2 separate regions of the Homo sapiens genome follow, and region 2 is linked to region 1. A link is a loop called in an ENCODE intact Hi-C map of the cell type or tissue named here. Cell type or tissue: tibial artery. All regions are shown on one strand. Each heading gives the region's core, and the rest is flanking DNA. Links, peaks and the distances in the headings are about the cores only.

What was found. Hi-C counts contacts between places; a loop is a spot of excess contacts. Peaks named below come from ENCODE experiments on the same cell type or tissue, not always from the same donor. Only the 100,000 strongest peaks of a DNase experiment are listed, where the experiment ranks them.
Region 2: a loop joins it to region 1, with 2.0 times the contacts of the local background. A loop is called at or near these places in 24 of 110 quality-filtered maps.

Annotation. Positions count from the first base shown.
Region 1 is chr19:53,250,538-53,262,313 of GRCh38, reverse strand. It overlaps ZNF677 (zinc finger protein 677), which reads left to right and starts at 7,441. Exons shown (of 5, transcript NM_182609.4): 1 at 7,441-7,480; 2 at 9,158-9,228; 3 at 10,709-10,778. The coding sequence starts at 10,764. VN1R2 (vomeronasal 1 receptor 2) reads right to left here and starts at 4,022. Exons shown (of 1, transcript NM_173856.2): 1 at 2,712-4,022. The coding sequence starts at 3,938. The coding sequence ends at 2,751. In tibial artery, for the core only: no CTCF peak of the experiment used is centred there; a DNase peak (open chromatin) is centred at 7,453; H3K4me3 peaks cover 2,186 bases; H3K27ac peaks cover 1,787 bases.
Region 2 is chr19:53,318,193-53,329,968 of GRCh38, reverse strand. No RefSeq gene overlaps it. Among named protein-coding and RNA genes, the nearest start is that of ZNF845, 9.7 kb to the left of the region's middle. In tibial artery, for the core only: no CTCF peak of the experiment used is centred there; no DNase peak of the experiment used is centred there; H3K27me3 peaks cover 437 bases.

The DNA of each region.
Region 1 (11,776 bases), core at 2,593-10,592:
CACAACTTCCAGTGACCAAAGCTGCAAAAACTTAAGTAACAAAATTAATTCCTTAGCATTGAATTATATAACAAAATATAAATATCAATGAGTTCATGTTGATATGAATAAATAATTGAACAAACAAATAAATGAAGGAGAAAAGACATATCTTCCTTACAGAAGGATGGCAAATAATCTATGTGGATACCTCCCAGCAGGTGAAGGTTAATTCAATGCCCCTTTCACACAAACACACATACTCACTTTAAGTGTGTGTGATGGGCTTAGAAACTCCCTTCCAAAGATTAGAGTGTGGAAAGGAAAACACAGTAACCATATAGTGAAGAAACTTGACAAACACTATCTTAACTAACTGATCAAGATTAACATCACCAGAGATAACTCATCCAAATTTCCTTAGACTTCTGACAGTATATGATGTGACAAGTGTGGTTTTCTTCCCCAAAACCCATAAAACTAGTCTATCCATGAGATAAACAACAGACAAATTCAATTTTAGCGACATTCTAAAAGTAAAACAATGCTCTTCAAAGTTGTCAAGATCATGAAAAACAAAAACACAGAGCAAAACGGGCTGGGGAGGCAAGATGACTAAACGTAATGTGATGTCCTGGACTGGACCCTGAAAGAGAAGAAAGACTGTGTTAAAACCGGTGAAATATAAATAAAGTCAGTTAAGAGGAATGAACCAACGTTCATTTCCTAGTCTTGACAAATGTTTCATGGCAACATGTTTACATGAGGGACACTGGGTGACGGATATTTCAGAACTCTCTGTGTTATACTTGCAAATTTTCTTCAGATCTACAATTATTCTACAATAAAATGTTTAATTTAAAAAATTATAACCGTTTATAATTTACAGAGGATCATATTAAAATATTTCCTATGTTTGAATTAATATCCTTTTTATTATTTTTTGAGAGGGAGTCTCGCTGTGTTGCCCAGGCTGGAGTGCAGTGGCGCGATCTCCACTCACTGCAAGCTCCGCCTCCCGGGTTCACGCCATTCTCCTGTCTCAGCCTCCCCACTAGCTGGGACTACAGGCGCCTGCCACCATGCCTGGCTAATTTTTTGTATTTTTAGTAGAGAGTGGGTTTCACCGTGTTAGCCAGGATGGTCTCAATCTCCTGACCTTGTGCTCCACCCGCTTGGCCTCCCAAAGTGCTGGGATTACAGGTGTGAGCCACCGCGCCCGGCCTTATCCTTTTTATTTCTTTTGAAGGTGTTCATTTTGCTTTCTTGGTGACTTCAAAATCAATATAAAACTCTGCATTAGGCCAGACACAGTGGCTCACACCTGTAATCCCAGCACTTTGGGAGGCCTTGGCGGGCGGATCACTTGAGGTCAGGGGTTTGAGAGCAGCCTGGCCAACATGGTGAAACCCTGTCTCTACTAAAAATACAAAAATTAGCCAGGCATGGTGGTGCGCACCTATAATCCCAGCTATTCGGGAGGCTGAGGCAAGAGAATCACTTGAACCCAGGAAGCAAAGGTTGCCTGCCTCAGCGAGCTGAGATCGTGCCACTACACTCCAGCCTGGGTAACAGGGAGACTCTGTCTCAAAAAAAAAAAAAAAAAAAAAAAAAGTTCTGCATTAAACAAAACAAATTCATGTATTTTGGCTCCAAATTGTATTCATCTGCTGCTCCAAGGCTGAGGAAGTTTATTCCAAAAACTTGTCTCAAGTTGGAAATGAAAAAGTCCATCCTGAAACCTACTTCTTGCCACTATAGCCAGCTCTATCAAGGCTTACCCAGAACAATCTACCTTTTGAATATCTCAAAAATCCATTCAATTTCTTTCCCACCTGCCAAATCTCTATTTACTTGTTGTCTCCTATGTGCACCCTTTGTTTGTTTTTGAGACAGTCTCACTCTGTCACCCAGGCTGGGGTGCAGTGGTACGATCTTGGCTCACTGCAACCTCCACCTCCTGGGTTCAAGTGATTCTCCTGCCTTAGCCTTGCGAATAGCTGGGTTTACAGGTGCCCGCCATCATGCCAGGCTAAATTTTGTATTTTAGTACAGACAGGGTTTTGCCATGTTGGCCAGGCTGGTCTTGAACTCCTGACTTCAGGTGATCCGCCCACCTGAGCCTCCCAAAGTGCTGGGATTACAGGTGTGAGCCACCATGCCTGGCCCCATCTGCACCCTTTGTAAAAGTGAGCTGACACAGCTCCCTATATTCCTTTTTGTCTCTTATGGATCATTCTTCAAATGTTTACCTGGAAATATTTTAATATACTAATCTTTCTCAATAAACATTATCATATTTCAAATGTCCACAGTTTTTTTATGGGATGTAAGGCACAATTTCAAAATGAGATTTCAAGAGGTCAAATATCCAAACCATAACAACCACCCACATGCTATGCCCATTTAGGCAACTGCTATGCCCATTTATACAATTCCAAGCTCTAGTACGTCTTAGGAAAATTTAATATCTCAGATTGGACATCACACATTTAAAGATGCTTTCAGTATCTATACATTATTTCAGGACTATTTTATGGAATCTGAAGTTCTTCACTGCAATCATTAATAAAAAATACAACTATATAAGTACTCACATGTTAATTACATAAGATTTCATTTACTATGGCTATTATTATTTAGTATTTCACATTGGATAAGTCTCTGTCTTATTCACCCCTCTCTCTGCAGTGAAATTGGCTGATAATCATTCTTAAGATCCCTTGAGGTCTGAGTGCATCAGTGGCCGAACATAAACCAAGACAGCCAATTCACATTTTCCTGAAATCATGAAAGAATCGTCTATTTCTTCTGCAGCAGATACTGCAGAGCCTGGATCTGCTGGGGTCACGGCACATGAGAACAAAAGGGCTAATAGTTGGAAAACAGGCAATGATTAGTGCAGCAGTGTTCACTAGCCACCAACTGGAATTATCGAAGAGAGCTAAATAAACGTAGGTGATGAAGGAAAGGGCGTAACATAATGCAAAGGTGCTCACCAATGCAAGGATGCTTTGGATGGCTCTGTTCCCAGGAGAAGAGTTGGGGTAGAGATTGTTCCTACAGATGTGTTGTACCTGCTGTTTGTGCCTGTACAAGACCAAAACGATGGAGCTGCTGGCCCAGAGCATGAGCCCCAGACACAAAACATCATGGAAGGATGTCAATGCTGCATATACTGACTTTGTGACTTCATCACTAAGTGGGGCAGAACAATATCCCAAATCTCCTTTCTTTGTGATGTTGTTGTTGCTCCATTTGCCAGTTGTATAAATAGGAAAAATGGCATTTACCAGCATGTGGAAGGCCCAGCACAGGATATTGGAGAGACCAATGTATGTCGGGGCTTTTACTTTCATCTCTGCCCACCTGGAGTTCCTAGGGTTGATGGTGATCACCTGGAAGACACTCAAGAGGCAGGTGCTTCCAATGGACACACCCCTGCCTACCCTGTGTGCATACAAAAGAAATTTGCATCCAAAATAATTGTCAAAATGTTTCAACCCAAAAGTTGCCATGGTCTCTGGGATTCTTTTAGATAGGATAACCAAGGAGTCAGCTACAGTCAGGTGCCTGAGAATCAAATCTGTGGATCTTGGCTTGTATCCCCTAAAGTAAAGGAACATATAATAATATAAGAGTGAAAAATTCCCCAGGATTCCAACAACTACCTGGAATAGTGTAGGGTCCAGCCCCACAGGTTTGGTGGGTTTCTCTCCGTGTGCAGAGACAAGAGAGTGTAGAAATAAAGACACAAGACAAAGAGATGAAAGAAAAGACAGCTGTGTCTGGGGGACCACTACCACCAAGACGCGGAGACCGGTAGTGGCCCCGAATGCCAGGCTGCACTGATATTTATTGGATACAAAGCAGGAGACTGGTAGTGGCCCCAAATGCCAGGCTGCGCTGATATTTATTGGATACAAAGCAAAAGGGGTAGGGTAAAGAGTGTGAGTCATCTCCAATGATAGGTAAGGTCACGTGGGTCACGTGTCCACTGGACAGGGGGCCCTTCCCTGCCTGGCAGCCAAGGCAGAGAGAGAGAGAGGGAGAGAGAGAGACAGCTTATGCCATTATTTTTGCATATCAGAGACTTTTAGTACTTTCACTAATTTTACTACTGCTATCTAGAAGGCAGAGCCAGGTGTACAAGATGGAACATGAAGGCAGACCAGGAGCGTGACCACTGAAGCACAGCATCACAGGGAGACAGGCCTCTGGATAACTGCAGGTGGTACTGAGTCAGGCCCTCCACAAGAGGTGGAGGAGTAGAGTCTTCTCTAAACTCCCCCAGGGAAAGGGAGACTCCCTTTCCCGGTCTGCTAAATAGCGGGTGTTTTTCCCTGACACTAACGCTACCGCTAGACCACGGTCCACTTGGCAACGGGCGTCTTCCCACACGCTGGCGTTACCCCTAGACCAAGGAGCCCTCTGGTGGCCCTGTCTGGGCGTAACAGAAGGCTCGCGCTCTTGTCTTCTGGTCACTTTTCACTATGTCTCCTCAGCTCCTATCTCTGTATGGCCTGGCTTTTCCTAGGTTATGATTATAGAGCGAGGATTATTATAATATTGGAATAAGAGTAATTGCTACCAACTAATGATTAATGATATTCATATATAATCATGTCTATGATCTAGATCTAATATAACTCTTGTTGTTTTATATATTTTATTATGCTGGAACAGCTCGTGCCCTCGGTCTCTTGCCTCGGCAGCTGGGTGGCTTGCTGCCCACAAATAGGAAGATCATTCCAATTTTCAGGTCCACAGAGGCCATTCTGTCATTTTCCAGCACTCAATATTGAGTAAGCAGAAGGTTCTGCATGGCAACACGAGTTGTGGGCCACATTTTCATGGAAAATAACCTTTCACTTATGACGATTTCTTCCCCCTGAATATTAAAAGTGAAATATATAGAGAGATATATTGTTAACAAATTTCCCATTTCGTGTATTTCTTTTTACAGCACCTACAATGTATGAGTGACTTTTATAAATGCTGTACCTATTCTGACATTTAATATTCACAACTCCATGAGGTAGGAATTCATATTATTCTCCTTTCACCAACTCTAAAAGAGTTTAAGCACAAGGAGATTAGGTGACTCATTTAAATACCAGAAGAGTGAAGATTTGAACGTGAGTAGCCTGGTTGCAGTAACATTGGTGTTCACTACTACGCTATAATAGTTGCCTAGTTGTGTCCTTTATATATCTATACACACATATATATACATATACACACACACATACATACACGCACACCTACATATGTATAAATATTTGTCATGTTCACTTTATAAATTTGGTTTGATAATTTCCTATTTTTGTCAAAGTATTTATTCTACATATCAATATAACTTATGAGTGAATATTCATAGGTCTTGATAAGTTATAATAGGCACTAAATAATTTCATATGACCCAATGTATTTAATGTGAGTAGATGTTAAGATACCAGCAGAAACACTCATTTCACTGTCTGCAAAGACTAAAAATACTACGGCACCCATCACGGAAATTAATGTACAACATTAGGTAGAGTGTGCACTAAAATATGAGACATGAAACATAAAAGGTGATAAAGCATTTTAGGCTAGAAAACGAATCATTTTAAAGATTATGTAACTATATATTTATTATTTTAAAACAACTAACTGAAACTTGAATTAATATTTGATTTGGGAAACCTATGAAAATATAATAATTCTGCAAAATGGAATTTGAAAGTATGGAATCTTGTGCATTTAATACATTGAAAAGAGAAAGAGGCTGGGCGCTGTGGCTCACACCTGTAATCCCAGCACTTTGGGAGGCCAAGATGGGTGGGTCACAAGGTCAAAAGATCGAGACATCGTAGCTAATACGGTGAAACCCCGTCTGTACGGGTGAGACTCCGTCTCAAAAAAAAAAAATTTAAATACATATATGTATTTTTATATGTAAAATAAATAGAATTTTTATATGTGTATGTTTATATGTAAATAACATATATGTATTTTTATGCTAAAATGCACTCTCATTTTTTTTTCACCCTTCACCTGTTATCAGATGTAATTCCCAGTTACGAAAACAGAGACCCAAAGAGACAGTGGATAGACCTTGGTTTACTCAGATACCCCCATATGGGCTCATCTTCTCTTGGGGAGCCTCCAGTCAATAAGTTTCCTCTCTGGGCCCAAGAGAAATCAATTCAGTTGGCCAGGAGAATTGCCAAGCACATATTATGTTAAAAATACTCTTCCAAATAACTGAGAATAAAGACTTTACAGACTAAAGGCCAGGAGCGGTGGCTCACGCCTATAACCCCAGCACTTCATGAGGCCCAGGTGGGCGGATCACATGAGCTCAGGGGTCCCAGACCAACCTGGCTAACGTGGTGAAACCCCGTCTCTACTAAAAATGCAAAAATTAGCCAGGCATGGTGGCACACGCCTGTAGTCCCAGGTACTCGGGAGGCTGAGGCAGGAAAATCGCTTGACCCAGGAGGCGTAGGTTGCCGTGAGCCGAGATCGCGCCATTACAATCCAGCCTGGGAAACAGAGACTCCATCTCAAAATAATAATAAAAATAATAATAACGATAGTATATTAGTAATTAATAACTTAGACAAAACACAACATACCAACTCCAATAAATCCAGCACTTGGATTTGTAATTTATCTCAAGAAATGTGCATTAGGATAATAAAGGAAAATAAATTTAGATCGATACAAGCAGAACTTTGCGTTCTTTTAAAGCCAAGCCTCAGCCTTCCACCCCCCACCGCCCAGGGTCTGACCCCATAAATTCTCTGGAACTCAGCCCATGGTGCATCTCTGCCTCCTGGGTGACTGGGGAGCGGAAATAAAAATTACGTTCCAGTGAAAGTCAATATAAAATTGTACACTCCGCACAGGCACAAAAATGCATCTCATTCCAGTTTCCATCACCTACGCAGACAACTCCAGCTTTCGCTTAATTAAATACAAATTTTAATCGTCCGGATTTCAGAAGTTCCTGGATCCAAGAGCTTCCTTATACCGTCGCCCTCTCCCATCCACCAGGTCCCAGCGCTCCTCCCGCCTCGTCGCAGGACGCGCCTCCATCGCTCGCAGAAACGTTTTCAAGCAAACCTTTCCCATCTTAAGCTCCGATTCCAATATAAGGGGCCCACAGGTCTCTAATTTTTTACTTAGCTAGGCTCCAAAGGACACCATAGAGATTCAAGGGAATCCAAAAGTGAAGAATCGAGTACTGCTGGGCGACAAACAGGCCTAAAAAAGTCGCTGGGACGCGCCGAGGAGAGGTCCGGCAGTCCGACCCCTAGGCCCCGCCCATCCCGCCATTGTCCCCGCCCATCCCGCCATTGTCCCCGCCCATCCCCGCCATTTGCCCGCCCATCCCCACAGTTGTCCGCGCCCTGCCCCTGCCCTTGCCCCTTGCGCCGCCCCAGTGCACTCGCGTACGCGCAGGTTCCTGCCGACCCGGAAGCGGATCTCGCGGGGCTACTGGCGCTCTCGGGTGAGTCTCCGTCTTTCGGGTTCAAGCCTGCGCCTCGCGGGCCACAGGTTCCCACGCTCCGCTGTCGGGTTTTGGGGTCGCCCTGTAGGTTAAAACCCCGAACCTGCTCATTCCTCTCGCGGCGTGGCCCTAAGACGTTCCCAGTCCCGTCGCTCCGAGAGGGTCTAGAGATCTGCGTCCATTTCGGATTAAAATCGTTCTGAAGTGGGTACTGGCCCCGACCTTTTTGCTTTAGGTCAGTGTGGACACCGACCGCCCACCGCGTCGTTTCTCTGCTTAAAACTCTTCTCTGACTCCCTCTTCCCTCCCCCTGGTAAAGCCCTCACTCGGGGTGGATACACACCCTTCGCCCTTCTCCAGGGAGAACAGAGGGGAAGCAGAAATGGAGGATAAAGAGGGAGAAATGCGCGAAATTAGAGAGCCATCAGAAACAATAGCAGGGACTGAAAAAAAGGATGCTACCAGGATGGGGCCAAACACTCTGTCAGAGAAGGAGAGGAAGGGAAGCCAAATGAGCAGAAAGGGACAGGAAAACGCCGAAATGGGAAAAAGAAAAGGAAAGAAACAGAAGGTGGAAGAGAAACATTTATAGAGAGGGGGAAAAAAATCACATAATGGTGGAGAAAGGGGGGGGCACCCAAATCCATGTGAGTGTGGATTGATTTAATATGGAACATTAAGTTGTGAAGTACTGATGTATGGCTCTATAATTAATTTAAAATTTGCTTCATTGTTTGTGCAGAAGAGCATGAAAATTGCAAAACTACGGTGTGAGGCTTCTGCGTTTTCTAATTATTACATCAGAAGCAACCCTTATTCAGCCAGAGGGTTAACTGACTTAGCTCAGTTAATTCCAGCTCACCCTCTTCCCTTTCTCTGATCTTGAGGAGAGTCAAGAAATGGGAAGAAACTGTGACACCGTATGCTGCTTTTGCAAACAGACATTAACAATATTATTCCCTCCTTTTTTGTGTGTGGCTTGTGTCATTTTCTAAATTTGACGTGTATTCAACTTGTCTTAAATGTAATTCCATAATTTATTGGATTTAAAAAAAATTTTCAAAGTATTTTCTCTTAAATGTATTGTTCAGCTTATGAGGTTTAAATGCTTTCTTTTGCTTTCTTTTATTTATTTATTTATTTTTTTGAGACGGAGTCTCACTCTGTCACCCAGGCTGGAGTGCAGTGGCTTGATCTCGGCTCACTGCAACCTCCGCCTCCAGGGTTCAAGCGATTCTCCTGCCTTAGCCTCCCGAGTGGCTGGGATTAAAGGCATGCGCCACCATGCCCGGTGAATTTGTATTTTTAGCAGAGACGGGATTTTCACCTTGTTAGCCAGGCTGGTCTCGAACTCCTGACCTCAGGTGATCTGTCTCCGCCTCTCAAAGCACTGGGATTACAGGCGTGAGCCACCGCGCCTGGCCTAAATGCTTTCTACTTTTTATCATATATTGGAACTATTCTTTTATGTCTGGTACTTGATTTCACAGTGTTTCACTCTAAGGTGTTGATAATCTTTTACCACTTAAAATCTGGTTTAACCAGTTAGTTTAATACAGTTGACCTTGAACAACACCAGTTTGAGCTAAGCAGGTACAACTATACAGGGGATTTTCTTCTACCCCTGCCACTCCTGACACAGCAAAATGAACCTCTTCTCTTCCTTTTCCACTGCAGCCCACACAATATGACCTCGGGGAGGATGCGAGGAAGATGAACTGTGATGATCCACTTCTTCTTAATGAATGGTAAATATATTTTCCCTTCTTTATGATTTTCTTAATCACATTATCTTTTCTCTAGCTTACTTTTTTATAAGAATACAGTATATAATACATGTAACATACAAAATATGTGTTAATCAACTGTTTATGTTTTCAGTAGACTTCTGGTCAACAATGGGTTATCAGTAGTTAAGTTTTTGGGAAATCAAAAGTTATACCTGGATTTTTGACTGGAGGTGGGGTGCGATTAGCACCCCATCACTACTGGTGTTGCTCAAGGCTCAGCTGTATTCAGTTTCTTTACTCCCTTATGTCATCTAAAAGCCTCCCACTAAGTAGATGTTCCTCCAGGTCCCCTTTGTCCTTTCTCTGCAAGATGTTGAAGAATGGCCTGGATTGGTGTGGAATTTTGTTCCAACAGAGCCCGTCTGTTCATAATGAAGAGATTACTCAGCACTAATCTCCACAGCTGACCCCCTTTCATGCTTTCCAAGAGTAATAGCTATTTGTAATTTCATATTTTTGAATATTTTTCTGGAAAAGAGTTAAATCCTTGGGATCAATTAAACCCATGAAATAGAAGTTTCTACTCAGGAATGTGAATGGTGATCTGGAAATAAGGACAAACCTTTGCTACTGCCCTATCCAGGCCACCATTTCAACATTCATTTACAACTGAGTTCTGCTCACTCAACTCAGACCTTTTCCAGGTAACTTGGTGAAATATCTCCTCTCTCTGAGGCTCAGTGTGCCCACCTGTAACGTGGAGATGATGGGTATACCAGAAATTCTGAATCTGAGCCGATGGGATCCCTGAAATGATTTTCAGGATTGAGCATGTGTCTGCATGTGGCAATTTTTTGAGAGAGGGTGCCCAGTTACAGTTAGTCTTAAATGACTCTGAGACCTCCAAAAATGATGGAAACTACTAGGAAAGGGGTCGGGGCATAGGGTTAGAGATAGGAGAGCTGCTTCTCTCTCAGCTTTTTATTCTTTCTCCCTATCTCTACATCAGAAGTAAGTCTTAAGTTTTATTATGTCATCTCCTGGCGTTATATCTTTTTATGCTTTCCCCCTGCCTGTGGGACAAAAGTCTAAACTACTTAGTATGGCTACAGCAGGGATTCGTGGAGCTATGGTGGCTCTTCACCTGTTCCAATTTTAGGCTTTTATATCCTGCATTGACTGACAGTCATTGGATACTGGCCATGAACTTGGACACAACAGTTTTTCTTGGCTGAGTGTCAGGTGGACAAAGGACAATGCAATTGATGCAGAATGTGTGGGTTTCAGCAAGAAGGGAGAACTTTTTGAAGACATAGGTGGAATAACTCCTTAGTCTCTGTTTAGGAGTTAATTTTTTTCATGAGTTTATTTTCACTCTTGTTGCAATTGGAAGCTAAGGACCATCTTTTTTCTATATCAAGCCTCTTCCTGTGTGTGTGTGGTAGAGGCAGGGGGTGTGTTGATTTTAAGCATTAAACAACATATTTTTGACATACAGACTGACTTACCTGAGAAAGAAACTCAGAGGAAGAGGAAAGAAAGAAGAGGAGGGAATGGCTCTTTCTCAGGTAAAAGTTATATTCTTGGTTCACTGTTTTGTCCTCTCCTTCCTGAAATGCCATATTTTGGACTTGCTAATTTTATCTGACTCTGAAGTGTCCTGACTAATATGTATATTCACACCCAGGGCTTTCCCTCAATTCCATCTCCACATAGATTCCATCTCACTGTGACCCGGTAACACGGAACTTTGGAAAAGGCTCCGTTTAGATGATTGTTCTGGAAAGGGTTTTATGCCTAGGCATGGATTGGGTATGGGGGGCAGGCTCCATGGTGTCAGTGAGGTTGGGTGGTAGTGACTGTTTAGAGACTTCATTTGGATACCCTTTCATCTCTTTATAAACCAGGATTAAAGAAGCTGCATATGGAAGTGATATATTAATGTGCACAAATACCTGGAAAACTTTGAAAAAGAAGACTGTTGGGGGAAACTTGCTTAGCTTGAGTTTATAATACATTTGTAGCTAAACAATTGAATCAGTGTGTTTCTGGCTCTAAAATATTAATTTGAAATAGAATGGGAAGTTCAGAAGTAGACATTGGGGATGGAGAAGGTAGTCTTTTTTCATAATTGGTTTTAAAATATTAAATCAACATAGTTGTCTTAACAGCAGGAGGTTCTTTAAATTCTTCACAGTGCATCCATCTCATGAAGACTCTCCTGTTCATTTGGGAATTCTCATGCAGTGGGTGTTTAGATAAAAATGTCTGTAATTTATTATTTTTCTTAATTTTAGTCCAGGGGTAGGTTTGTTATATAGCTAAACTTGTGTCATGGGAGTTTGTTGGACAGATTATTTCATCATCCAGATATTAAACCTCGTACCCATTAGTTATTTTTCCTGATCCTCTCCCTCCTCCCACCCTCCATCCCTGATAGGCTCCAGTGTGTGTTGTTTCCCTCTATGTGTCCATGTGTTCTCATAATTTAGCTCCCACTTGTGAGAACATGCAGCATTTAGTTTTCTGTTCCTGTGTTAGTTTGCTAAAGATAGTGGGCTCAAGC
Region 2 (11,776 bases), core at 1,945-9,944, 68 kb before region 1:
ATAAAATACAAAATAAAAATAAATAAAAATACAAAAATTAGCGTGATGTGTTGGCGCACACCACTAATCCCAGCTACTCCGGAGACTGAGGCAGGAGAATTGCCTGAATGCAGGAGGCGGAGGTTCCAATGAGCTGAGATTGTGCCACTGCACTCCAGCCTGGGCGACAGAGCAAGACTCCGTCTCAAAAAAAAAAAAGAATTTTCTGATGTTCTGCATGGAGTGCCCACAGACTGAAGACCTTGCCACCTTTATGACATTTGTAAGATTTCTGTCCAGTATGGATTCTCTGATGTCTAATGAGGTATGAACGTGAAGTAAACGCTTTGCCACAATCATCACGCTTGTGAGATTTCTCTCCTGTATGAATTCTCCTATGTTTTGCATAGGATGAAGCTTGACTGAAGACCTTGCCACAGTCATGACATTTGTAAGGTTTCTCTCCAGTTTGAGTTCACTGATGAACTGCAATGTATGAACGATGTCTGAAAAATTTGCCACATTTATTACACTTGTAAGATTGTGGTGGAAAGAGAGATCAGACTGTTACCGTGTCTATGTAGAAAAAGGAAGACATCACAGAGATTCAAATGGCTGCAAATGAGGACCATCATGTAGTTGGGCAGAAAAATAACCCACAGACCGGGAAACTTCCTGGGGCGGGGCGAAACTAGGAAGGCCAGGCTCCGCCCCTTTCCCAGACCCGCCCCTATCTCGGCTCCCACCTCGGATCCAGCCCTCTCCATTGCGAGACCAGCCAGGGTCTAGGCGCTGGTCCAGGACGCTGCGACCCCGCCCTGCCATGAGAGGGATTGCCCGCAGACCCGGAAGCGGATGGAGAGGTCACGCGTCAGTGAGAAGGGTTTCCGTCTTCCTCTTTCAAACTTGCACTCCTATTCTACAGTGTTCCGCACCGATGTCCGGGATCCTCTAGACTTTAAAATCTGCACACCCATTCCTCTCTTGAGAGTCCCGGCGTCATTATGAGACGCTGGGAATCCAGTTGCTCCCCTGCGCATCTGTATCCCCTTAAAGTCGTCCTCAGGCTAGGTCCTTGAAACGACGTTTGTGCCTCGAAGCTCTGTAGACACTGCCTGCTGTTGGAGAGACACAATTAAAAACAAAATCTTTTCCCAGTGTAGAAAACCTCTCTGCAAAGATGGTAGAGAAAGAAAATAGTTTGAAAAAGCATTAAACCCAAATGTGATGTGCGTCACAGGCAAGCCACTAAGCCATTGCAAAGACGCAAAGAAATCTCGCACTTTTATGTAGCCAAGTAGAACATACTTGTCTTCAAGGCAAATAATAGCTAGTTCTCAAGTAAGAGGACTTGACTGCCCCATTGGTCACACATAGATCATCCTAGATTCACCTGGTAGTTGGGGTGACCATCTGTTATAGGTAATTGGCTTTATCCAGAGGAAACACAAACTTCATACACTTTATGACAAGAAGTCGTTTTGCAGCTTGGATTAAGGCTCCAAGAGCCTGATGCGAGGCTCCTACACTCCCACAGAAACTAGGGGATGGGGTGCTATTTTCCTTAATGTTTACATTTCAAAGAGAAGTTTCCCAGGTTCTTTAGAAAGACATCACTGGGTCATAAAGCTGGCAAAAGAACGACCCAGTTTTCGGAGGCATTCAAATGCATGTCTAAGAGAGAAGTGCTTACAAGTTTTCTAAAGTAAATGTTCTAAGAAAAAGGACGGTAGGGCATCTCGTTTTCAACAGGGAGAATTAAGCCTCTTCACACTGCTGAGTCATTTTCCTACTTCAGTCCCTTCACTGTCTTCCCTCCCCTGCCTTATTCCCTATAAATCCCTGACTCAGGAGATAGAGTCAAGCTCTTGAGCTCTGCCTCCCTCACCGTTTTAGGCCTCTCAAGTGCAGCCCTGAATGCTGCATCTTCTTCCTGGGCCTAGGATTCTGCAGGCCTTACTGCTTCCCTGAAAGTCCCTATCCTGAAGTCCTCCCTGGGTCAGCATCTGCCTCTCCCTAGAACTCCCCTTCACACGAGGTCGTTGTCTTCAGGAGTCCCCTGGGTCTCGGGAGATGACAGACTCCTGTCCTGTGACACTATGAGTTTCTTCTGTCCCGAATCACATATGTTAGCTGTGAGGCAGGCAAATAGGATCTGGAGGCATGAAACATAAGGCCACTTCACACTTCAGCTATGACAGGAAATAGCCCCTCCATAGGGCGTACACCGAGTAAATGACTTTGTAACTTTACTTCATCCTTTTTATTTACATAGGGCATGCACCAAGTAACCACTGGAATCCTCTAGATGGTATTTAACTCCTGAAAATTCTGTAACGGGGCCCTTGAGACCCTATGCTTGGGCCAGCTCCCACACTGTGGAGTGTACTTTCATTTTCAATAAATCCATTTATTCCTTCCTTAATTTATGCATTTTGTCCAATTCTTTGTTCAAGACACGAAGAACCTGGACACCCTCCACTGGTAACAACTGTGGTGTGTTGCGGTCTCAATTCCCCACCAGAAATTGCTATTCCCCAGCAGCCTATATTCCATTCCTATATTCACAAATTTAACTTGGATCCTGAATTCATTCGATTTTTCTTTATAATTTCTAAATTACTTTCAAATTACTTTACCATCATAGAAATATCTCTTTGATTAGGATATTACAGAGGTGTATGACTTTGGGAGAGGGTGTTGTAAGTGGAAATATGGGCTCCTGGATCATTGGGTCCATGGGTCAATTTATGTATGTCATTACAACATGAATAGATATGTTATTAGGGCTTGCAATGTGCTGTGGGATTTCATAGCAGAATGGGGGAATCATTATGGGCTCTCAAGAGTGAATTGGACCCCATGGAGCTTCCAGGATTGTGTGACTCCAGAAAGAAGGTAAAGAGTGAGGGGCTAAGACTCAGGAAACTGGTAGTTTTCACTGGAGGAGGGTTTCCTAGGGATGGGTCTCTGGGCACAACTAAAGAGGGGTATTGGGGTCCCTGGCTTAAGAGCACACATTATCCCAATAAAGAATGTGCAGACACCACCCACAGCAACTATGCAGTTCAAAGGCTTATCTTTGGGGGAATATTCTTGAGGAAATGTCAGTGCTGGTTACATGGTTACACAATATTGGCCTCTCTCTGTCACCTCCCCATTTGTCCCAACACAACACACAGAATCACAAGGTAACTGAGGGAGGTCAAGGCAATGTTTTGTAGTTTTCTATGTATAAGTCTTGCAATTTTCTTGGTTAAGTTTATTATTATGTACTTTATAATTTTTATGCTATTATAAAGTTGTTTTCTTAATTTCCTCTTTAGATTGTTCATTGCTAGCACAGAAATACAACTGATTTTTGTGTGCCCATCTTGTATCAGCAACTTTGCTGAATTTATTCTTTAGCTTTAATAGTTTGTTGTGTGTGGATTCTTTAGGATTTTCTATATCCATCTGCTAATAAAGATAGATTTCATCTTTTTTCAAATTTGAAATTTTTTTCTTGTCTAATTTCTTTGGCTAGAATTTCTAATACAGTGTTGAATAGAACTGTCAAAACTGGGCTTGTCTTGTGATCTTAGGGGGTAAGTTTTCAGTCTTTCACCCTTGAGTATAATGCTAGGTGTGGGTTTTTCATAAGTGCTCTTTATCATGTTGAAGAAGTCTCTTATATTCCCAGTTTGTTGAGTGTTTTTTTAATCATGAAAGGCTGTAAAATATTGTAAAATGCTTTTTCTGCATCAACTGAAATGACCATGTGGTTTGCTTCATCTTATTAATGTGGTGCATTATAATTCATTTTCATATGTTGAAGCATTCCTGTTTTCCTGGGATAAATCTCACTTGTTCATGGTGTATAATCCTTTTGGTAAGCCACTGCATAGGATTTGCTTGTATGCTGCTGAGGATTTTTGCACCTGTATGCGTGAGGGCTATTGGCCCGTGGTTTGCCTTTCTTGTTATTTCATTGTCTGGCTTTGATAAAAAAGGTAATGCTGGCTTCATAGGATAAATTAAGAAATGTTTCCCCCTTCTACTTTTTGGGAGAGTTGGGGAAAGATTGGTGTTAACTCTTCTTTAAATGTTTGATAGACATCATCAAGGAAGATATCTGATCCTGCCCTTTTCTTTGTGAGTAGTTTTAAAATTATTCCCTCTCTTTTCTTGTTATAGATTGTGATATAAAATAAAAAATATATGTTTGATCTAGGTCCCAGGTTCCTGGCAGAGAGACTGTAAAACCGTTGAAACTTCTTGAGTGATAGGAGTAAGTCTTTTGTTATTATATTAAGCCTCAACCATATCTGAGTTTTTGTTGAGATGACTCTTGGTGGGCCCCTTGCCAGAGGAACCAACCATGTGATTAAAGGGTTGGAACTTTCAGCTGTACACCCCTTTTTCCTCTCCAGGGAAGGAAGAAGGGCCAAAAAAGTTTGAGTTAATCACCAATGGCCAGTGACTTAGTCAGTCATGCCTACATAAGGGAACCTTCATGGAAACCTGAAACAAGGTCCAGGGAGCCTCTGGGTTGATGAATGCACCTATTTGCAAGGAGGGTGGTGCAATCCAACTCCATGGAACAGAAGGTCCTGCACTTCTGACCCTTTTGGACCCCACCCTACGTACTTCTTCATCTGGCTATAAATTTGTATGCTTTATAAAAGTGGTCCCCAGTCATTCTGGCTCCAGGGACTGGTTTCATGGAAGACAGTTTTTCCATGGATGGCAGAAGGGGGATGGTTTCAGGATGAAACTGTTCTACCTCAGATCATCAGGCATTAGATTCTCCTAAGGAATGGGCACCCTAGATCCCCCGCATGTGCAGTTCACAATAGGGTTAATGCTTCTATGAGAATCTCATGTTGCCACTCATCTGAAGGCAGTGCTCAGGCAGTAATGCTCACTCCCCCGATGCTCACCTCCTGTTGTGCAGCCCAGTTCCTAACAGGCCATAGACTGGTACTGGTCCACAGCCTGGGGGCTGGGGACCCCTGCTTTATAATATCCTTCAACATAAGCTGGTAATAAGTATACTGTATTCCCTGAGATGTGTGAGCCATTCTAGCAAATTATTGAACCCAAGGAGGGAGTTGTGAGAATGCTCATGTTGTAAAAATTCTTTCTAATTTGGTCTTCAGATCTCTCTCTGAAAAGTGGCTTAAATTCTAGGCCTGCCCTGATGGGGCTCTAGGGAAGATGATTGTGGATGTTTACAGTGTGCCTTTCATGGGATACTGCTTTATCCTGGCAGACTGCCTAATGCCTAAGTGTGTGACCTGTGGCCAGGTGTTCCGCTCACAGGAAACTTGTTTATACTGGCAGATGCCCTTGTGGCTCTTGTCTGATTGGTGTCAGACAAGATAACTCTTGATAACCACTCTCTAGGAAAGCTCTAACCATGAAAAAAGCGAGGCTCGAGTGTGTTGGCCAGGTAAGACACAGAGAAGGCAGCACAATCATACGTATGAAACATCAGAAGCCATCTATTACTTACAGATCCGAGAGAAGACAGCAGCACACATTGCAGGGCCAGTGGGAAGTGGGAAGCCATTCAAGACAGGCATGTGCAACCAGTGGGTGGGGAGTGACAGAGAGGGAGGATATGTGGCCCTAAAGCCTTAACTAGGGACTGGGAAATTACCCAAGCAGATTTTGGAGGGGAATTCTAATTGGTGGATTTATTATTTATTTATTTGAGACGAAGTTTTTTTCTCGTCGCCCAGGCTGGAGTGCAATGGCACGATCTCGGCTCACTGCAACCTCCGCCTCCCAGGTTCAAGCGATTCTCCTGCCTCAGCCTCCTGAGTAGCTGGGAATACAAGTGCGTGCCACCACGCCCGGCTAATTTTTGTCTTTTTAGTAGAGACGGGGTTTCACCATGTTGGCCAGGCTGGTCTCAAACTCCTGACCTCAGGTGATCCACCCACCTCAGCCTTCCAAAGTGCTGGGATTACAGGCATGAGCCACGGCGCCTAGGCCAACTGGTGGATTTAAAGCAAGGCGGCATGAGTTCCATGGGGTCATGCGGTGACCAAGAGGTGGTCACTGTGGCATACCTGCGCAGTCCATGCCCAGTGCAGAAGTTGTTGGGGGAGGGGTCAGTGGGTGAGGCAAGTAGGTTGTATGTAGCTCCTCTATAGAGGGGTGGTGACCAGCAGGCAATTATATAAAGCAAATGTCTGGATTGACCACACTGAGGACCTGTGAGGAGGCAGAGAACTGGAAACTGGGTCAAGGGTGACTAAGCCCTACTACTGGTGTGGGAAAATCTAGCTTATATTTAGAATGGATGCTAAGGCAACATAAAATTATAGGATTTCACGGCACCTTGATTTATAGCCAGTTAATCAGAAGTATGGGTGGCCTAGACTTGTGATTGGTGTCTGATGTGCAGGGCAGTCTTGTGGAACTGAATCCTTAACCTACGGAGCTGCCCTAATTGCAGGTCATGTCAAATTGAACTGAATAATTGGACAAGCAGTTGGTGTCTGGAGAGTTGGAGAGTTTGTTGTTGGTGGGAAAAACCCCTACATACTTGGTATCAGGAGTGCTGTGAGTAGAAACAGATCATAGTAGAATAGGTCTATTCAGAATTAGTATTTCTTCTGAGTCACGTTTGCTAGTTGTGTTTCTAGAAATTTATTCATTTAATCCAGGTTATCTAACTTGTTGTACAATTGTTCATAACAGTCTTTTATGATCTTTTTAACCACTTTCTACTTCAATTGCTAAATTTATCTTTATTCTTAATAATCTTTAAAAGTAAGTAGAATGTTCCCATTTTCATTTCTGATTTGGGTTATCTGCATGTTTCTCTTATTTTTTATTTTTTAGTCAGTCTAGCTAGAGATTTATTAATGTTTAGCTGATCTTTTAAAGAATGACATTTTTATTTCATTGTTTTCCTCTACTGTTTTTCTGTTGTCTATTTATCTCTCTTCTAATATTTATTTCCACCCTTCTGCTAGCTATGAGATTAGTTTGGTCTTCTTTTCCCAGTTCCATAAGGTGCAATCTTAGGTTACTGATTTTACAGCTGCCTGGAAGCTCAAAGTTCTACTTACCCATCTGGCTTACCACTGCCACTGCCGGCATCTGAGCAAGCTGCCTGAAGGCCTGAGAATTGGTCCACCTGGACTCACTAACATTGGTGCCTGCATATGCCTCTTAAGGGCCCAAGGAAAGCATGCATGGCTCGCTGCTGCTACCACAGAGGCCTAAGGCTGGCCCAGCTGCCGTTCTTATTCCTAGGAAAGCCTCACCATGGTCTGTGCAAAGCTAAAGTATCCTTCCCAGTTATCATCATAGAAACATCTTCAGGAAAAAGTCTTCCTCTACGAAAGTCAATGAAAAATTGAAAGGAGTGATTGTTACACCAGCTGCATGGATATCTACATAAAGACACCAGAAACGTGAACAACCAAGGCAATTTGACAAAGGATCAGAATAATTCTCCAACAGCAAATTCCAATAAAAATAAATTCATGAAATGCCAGAAAAAGATTTCAAAATTATCATATTAAGAAATTTCAGTGAGGTAAAAGAGAATGCAGATAAACAACAAAAAAAAATCAGAAAAACAGTTCAAACTGTGAATGAGAAATTCATCAAAGAGATAGATTTTATAAAAAAGAACTAAAGCAAAGTTCTGGAACTGAAGAATTCAATACACAAAATAAAAAATACACTTGAGAGGCACAGCAATAGACTAGACCAAGCAGAAGTCTTTTGAAATAACCCAGATAAGAGAGAGAGAGAGAAAAAAAAAATAAGAATGAACAAAACCTATGTGACATATAGGACACCATAAAGAGACTAAGTATTTCAAATTTTGAGTATTCTAGAAAATGAGAAGGTCAAAGGCATAAAAACACTAACAAAATAATAGCTGAAAACTTTCCAAGTCTAGCAAGAGAATTAGACATTGAAATACAGGAGGCTTAGAGATTTCCATATAGGTATAAGCCACAAAGATCATCTATATAGCATATGATAGTCAAACTGTCATATGCTATATATGACATATGACGTATTACAAAGAAACTTTGTCTCTTTGAGACAAAGAGAGAATGGAACTGGAGGTCATTCTGTTAATTGAAATAAGCCAGACAGAAAGACAAATATCCCATGTTCTCACTCATATGTGGGAGCTAAAAAAGTTGTTCACAAGGAGGTAGAGAGTGAAATGATAGACATGAGACTGGAAAGGGTGTGTGTCGGCGTGGGGGATGAAGAGAGGTTGGTTAATGGGAACAACCACACCGTTAGACAGAAGGAATAAGTTCTAAGGTTTCATAGCAGAGTATAGTGGCTATCGTTAACAACACTCTTGTATATTTCAAAATAGCTAGAGAAGACTTGAAATGTTCCCAGCCCATAGAAATGATAAATACTCAGGTGATGGATACTCTGAATATTCCGATTTGATCATTACACAATCTATGCATGTAACAGCATTTCACACATATCCCATAAATATGTACAAATATAATGTAAGAACAAAATAAATTTTTAAAAACTATAAAGTCTTTGTTTTTGTTTGTCTTTATGTTTATACTTTTTCCTGTCTATATGTTATTCATATATTTTTTTCTGCCAAAATAGATGAACGAGCACTATTGGGTTAAAGAGGGAGAGAAGCACTAAGATCAAGTAATTTGTCAGGAAAAATAGGTCAATCAATTACATGTCAGTTCCACATTAAAAATTGTTTCCTACAATATTTTCCAGCTATTATGAAATACATTCATAAAATGTTAATATTTAACAGCTCAAAATTACTAAGTTTTTATTAAAATTTAGTGTTCCTAAGAATTAAAAGTTCTAATTAGTACATGTAATTATGAATACAAAATGTATACTAAAAGTATTTTTGTCTGAGAAAGTATCCTGTGTGGTCTCAATTATAACAGAAAATAGAAAGTCAATTTTTGTACCAGAATAGAATGATTGGTTGTTCCAATATAAAAAAGGAGAAAGGTAGGAAAAAGTCTGGGGTTTTTAAAAATAATGGAAAGCCTGAGCAAGACATGGAGGGTTTCTTTCTTTCTTTCTTTCTTTCTTTCTTTCTTTCTTTCTTTCTTTTTTTCTTTCTTTCTTTCTTCTTTCTTCTTCTTTTTTTTTTTTTTTTTGAGATGGAATATCGCTCTGTCACCCAGGTTGGAGTGCAGTGGCGCGATCTTGGCTCACTGCAGCCTCCGCCTCCTAGATTCAAGCAATTCTTGTGCCTCAGCCTCCCAAGTAGCTGGGATTACAGGCATGTGCCACCACGCCTGGCTAATTTTTGAGGTTTTGGTAAGAGACAGGGTTTCACCATGTTGGCCAGTCTGGTCTCAAAACTTCTGACCTCAAGTGATCCACACACCTCAGCCTCCCAAAGTCTTGGGATTACAGGTGTGAGCCACTGCGCCCAGCAACGTGGAGGGTTTCTGAAGGATGGGTCTTGGGAAAGAATTTTTGTGTGATGGGGTTGGCTGGCATTGAGAGGAAATTGTTTATAAGTTTTCCTAAGAATTGAGCATTGATGTCAGGGGTGCACTGATGTAATTCAGAATCTGGTCTATTATGTGTGGAGCAACGGGGTTTTCTTGAAATGTTGACCTGCTCTTAATAAAAATTACAATAGGATTTGATTTTTAGTTCTGAAATCTGTTTCTATCCATTTTCAACCATCGTCTGCATTGCAAGGTTTTTTCCTGTTTTACAGTTTACATTTAATCTACTTAATTCCAGATTTAAAATGTGATCTTCTCCATTTAAATAGTAATTTCATTTCTCAAAATAGAGGGATTTTGAAGCTTTTCAGATTCATATTTCAGAAGTACAACTTTTGCTACATCTCATGCATCATTGCCTTCAGCTCTTCCTCCTTTTCTTCTTGAGGGGGTACAACTTTTTGCTTGGCTGAAATAAATAACTCTCTCTCTCAACTTTTCATCTGCTTCTACAGCATTTTTTTTTTTTTCAGTTCTGACTCTGCTATTGACCTGACACTGAAAATATTTATCTTCCTCCAGTGTAACTTGATTCTATGTTCTTGGTTTTTCTTGATGTGTCTGAGTTTTTTCCATGTAACCAGAAAATTTCACATAATTTTACTTTTTCTAAAAGCCACATGCTCCCCTGCCCAAGGTACTAGTTGTTTTGTTTACTTATTCTGTAATAGGGTGTATGCTTATAACTTTGGACACACACTCTTCCAGTATCTAATTGAATTTAAGTACCTTTTCTTCAGGTTCAAATTCCAGGTTATCTGAACAGGCTTCCCATAGGGAGAAGCAATCACATTGCAGGAAGTTTTTCTTTACCTTTTGGTAACTGGCCTAGAGAACAAACATGTTATGTTTCATCAAGATGATTTCCTGTGCACTTCCTGTTATCGTCATTATGCTTTAATTACTCAGCAATGTTGAGCTTTAAATAAAGTTAAGGGTATTTTTAAAAATTTAACATCCATGTAATTTTCTGTATTTATTTTTTAAATATTTTAATTGTCACTCTGGTCAAGTGAATAATTTATTATTGATGTGAGTGTTCCAAAATTTATGTAAAATTTATAGAAGTCTAATGGTCTTGGCGTCAACTTATAATTCATGATTCTAGTGAATCCATGATGCATGAAATAGAGATAACTAAATTTCCTCATCGATGGCTAAATATCATCAGATTCTTTTTTTTTTTTTTTTTTTTTTTTTTGAGACAGAGTTTCGCTTGTGTTGCCCAGGCTGGAGTGCAATGGCGCTATCTCGGCTCACGGCAACCTCTGCCTCCCGTGTTCACGTGATTCTGCCTCAGCCTCCCGAGTAGCTGGGATTACAGGCATGTGCCAGCACACTCGGCTAATTTTGTATTTTTAGTAGAGAGGGGGTTTCTCCATGTTGGTCAGGCTGGTGTCCCACTCCCGACCTCAGGTGATCCGCCCGCCTCGGCCTCCCAGAGTTCTGGGATTACAGGCATGAGCCACCGTGCCCAGCCTAGATTCTTAATTGTAGCTAGTCTAAGTCTTTGCCATCCACTGTTGTAATTCTTCTCTAATGGCATTTGCAATCGGATTCATGGAGAAGACTCTGACAAATACTCCTGAAGACAGGTTTCTGATAACCTTAAAAACAATAGACTAAGTAAAAATTTTCGGAACTCTAATAAGGGAACTAATGGCTTCATGAAACTGCTAATTGAGATCAAATACAACAAAAAATAATTACGGGAGACTTAATAACTTATGAAGATCATATTTTAATGACTTTTTGGATACAGTTTTGGTTATTTAACCTAAAAGATTTGTTTTCCAGATTTCAGAAAACGTTCTCTATTAAGCTACCTAAAGTTTACAGCAATTTGGTAATATATACTTTTATGAACAGAGGTGGAAATGTGATCCCTATTTGATCTGCCTAAAATTTGAAGCTCTTCATGTGTATTTTTATTTTATGGCAATAGAGTTGTTTGCATAAGTTCAATAAGAATCTGCTTTCTTTGTAACAGGATAGAATTTAAAACATTGATTGTATTACCAAGGTTTTGACCGTGATATTATATTTAAATTGTTTTTGGGTACTGCAGACAAAGTCTGAAATCTGCCTTGATTTGGTTTCCTAGATTCAAGAGGTTTTTAAATCTAAGATTTCTGCAGACCAGTCACTATTCTTATTTATGTAAGAAGTATCCTGCAAGAGAAAAGAGGCAAATAACACTCAAGGGCGCTCCAAATTATCTCACAACAGACTTTTCAACAAAAACTGTACAGACCAAGAGGAAGTGGGGCAACATTTTCAAAGTGCTGAAAGAAAAAAAA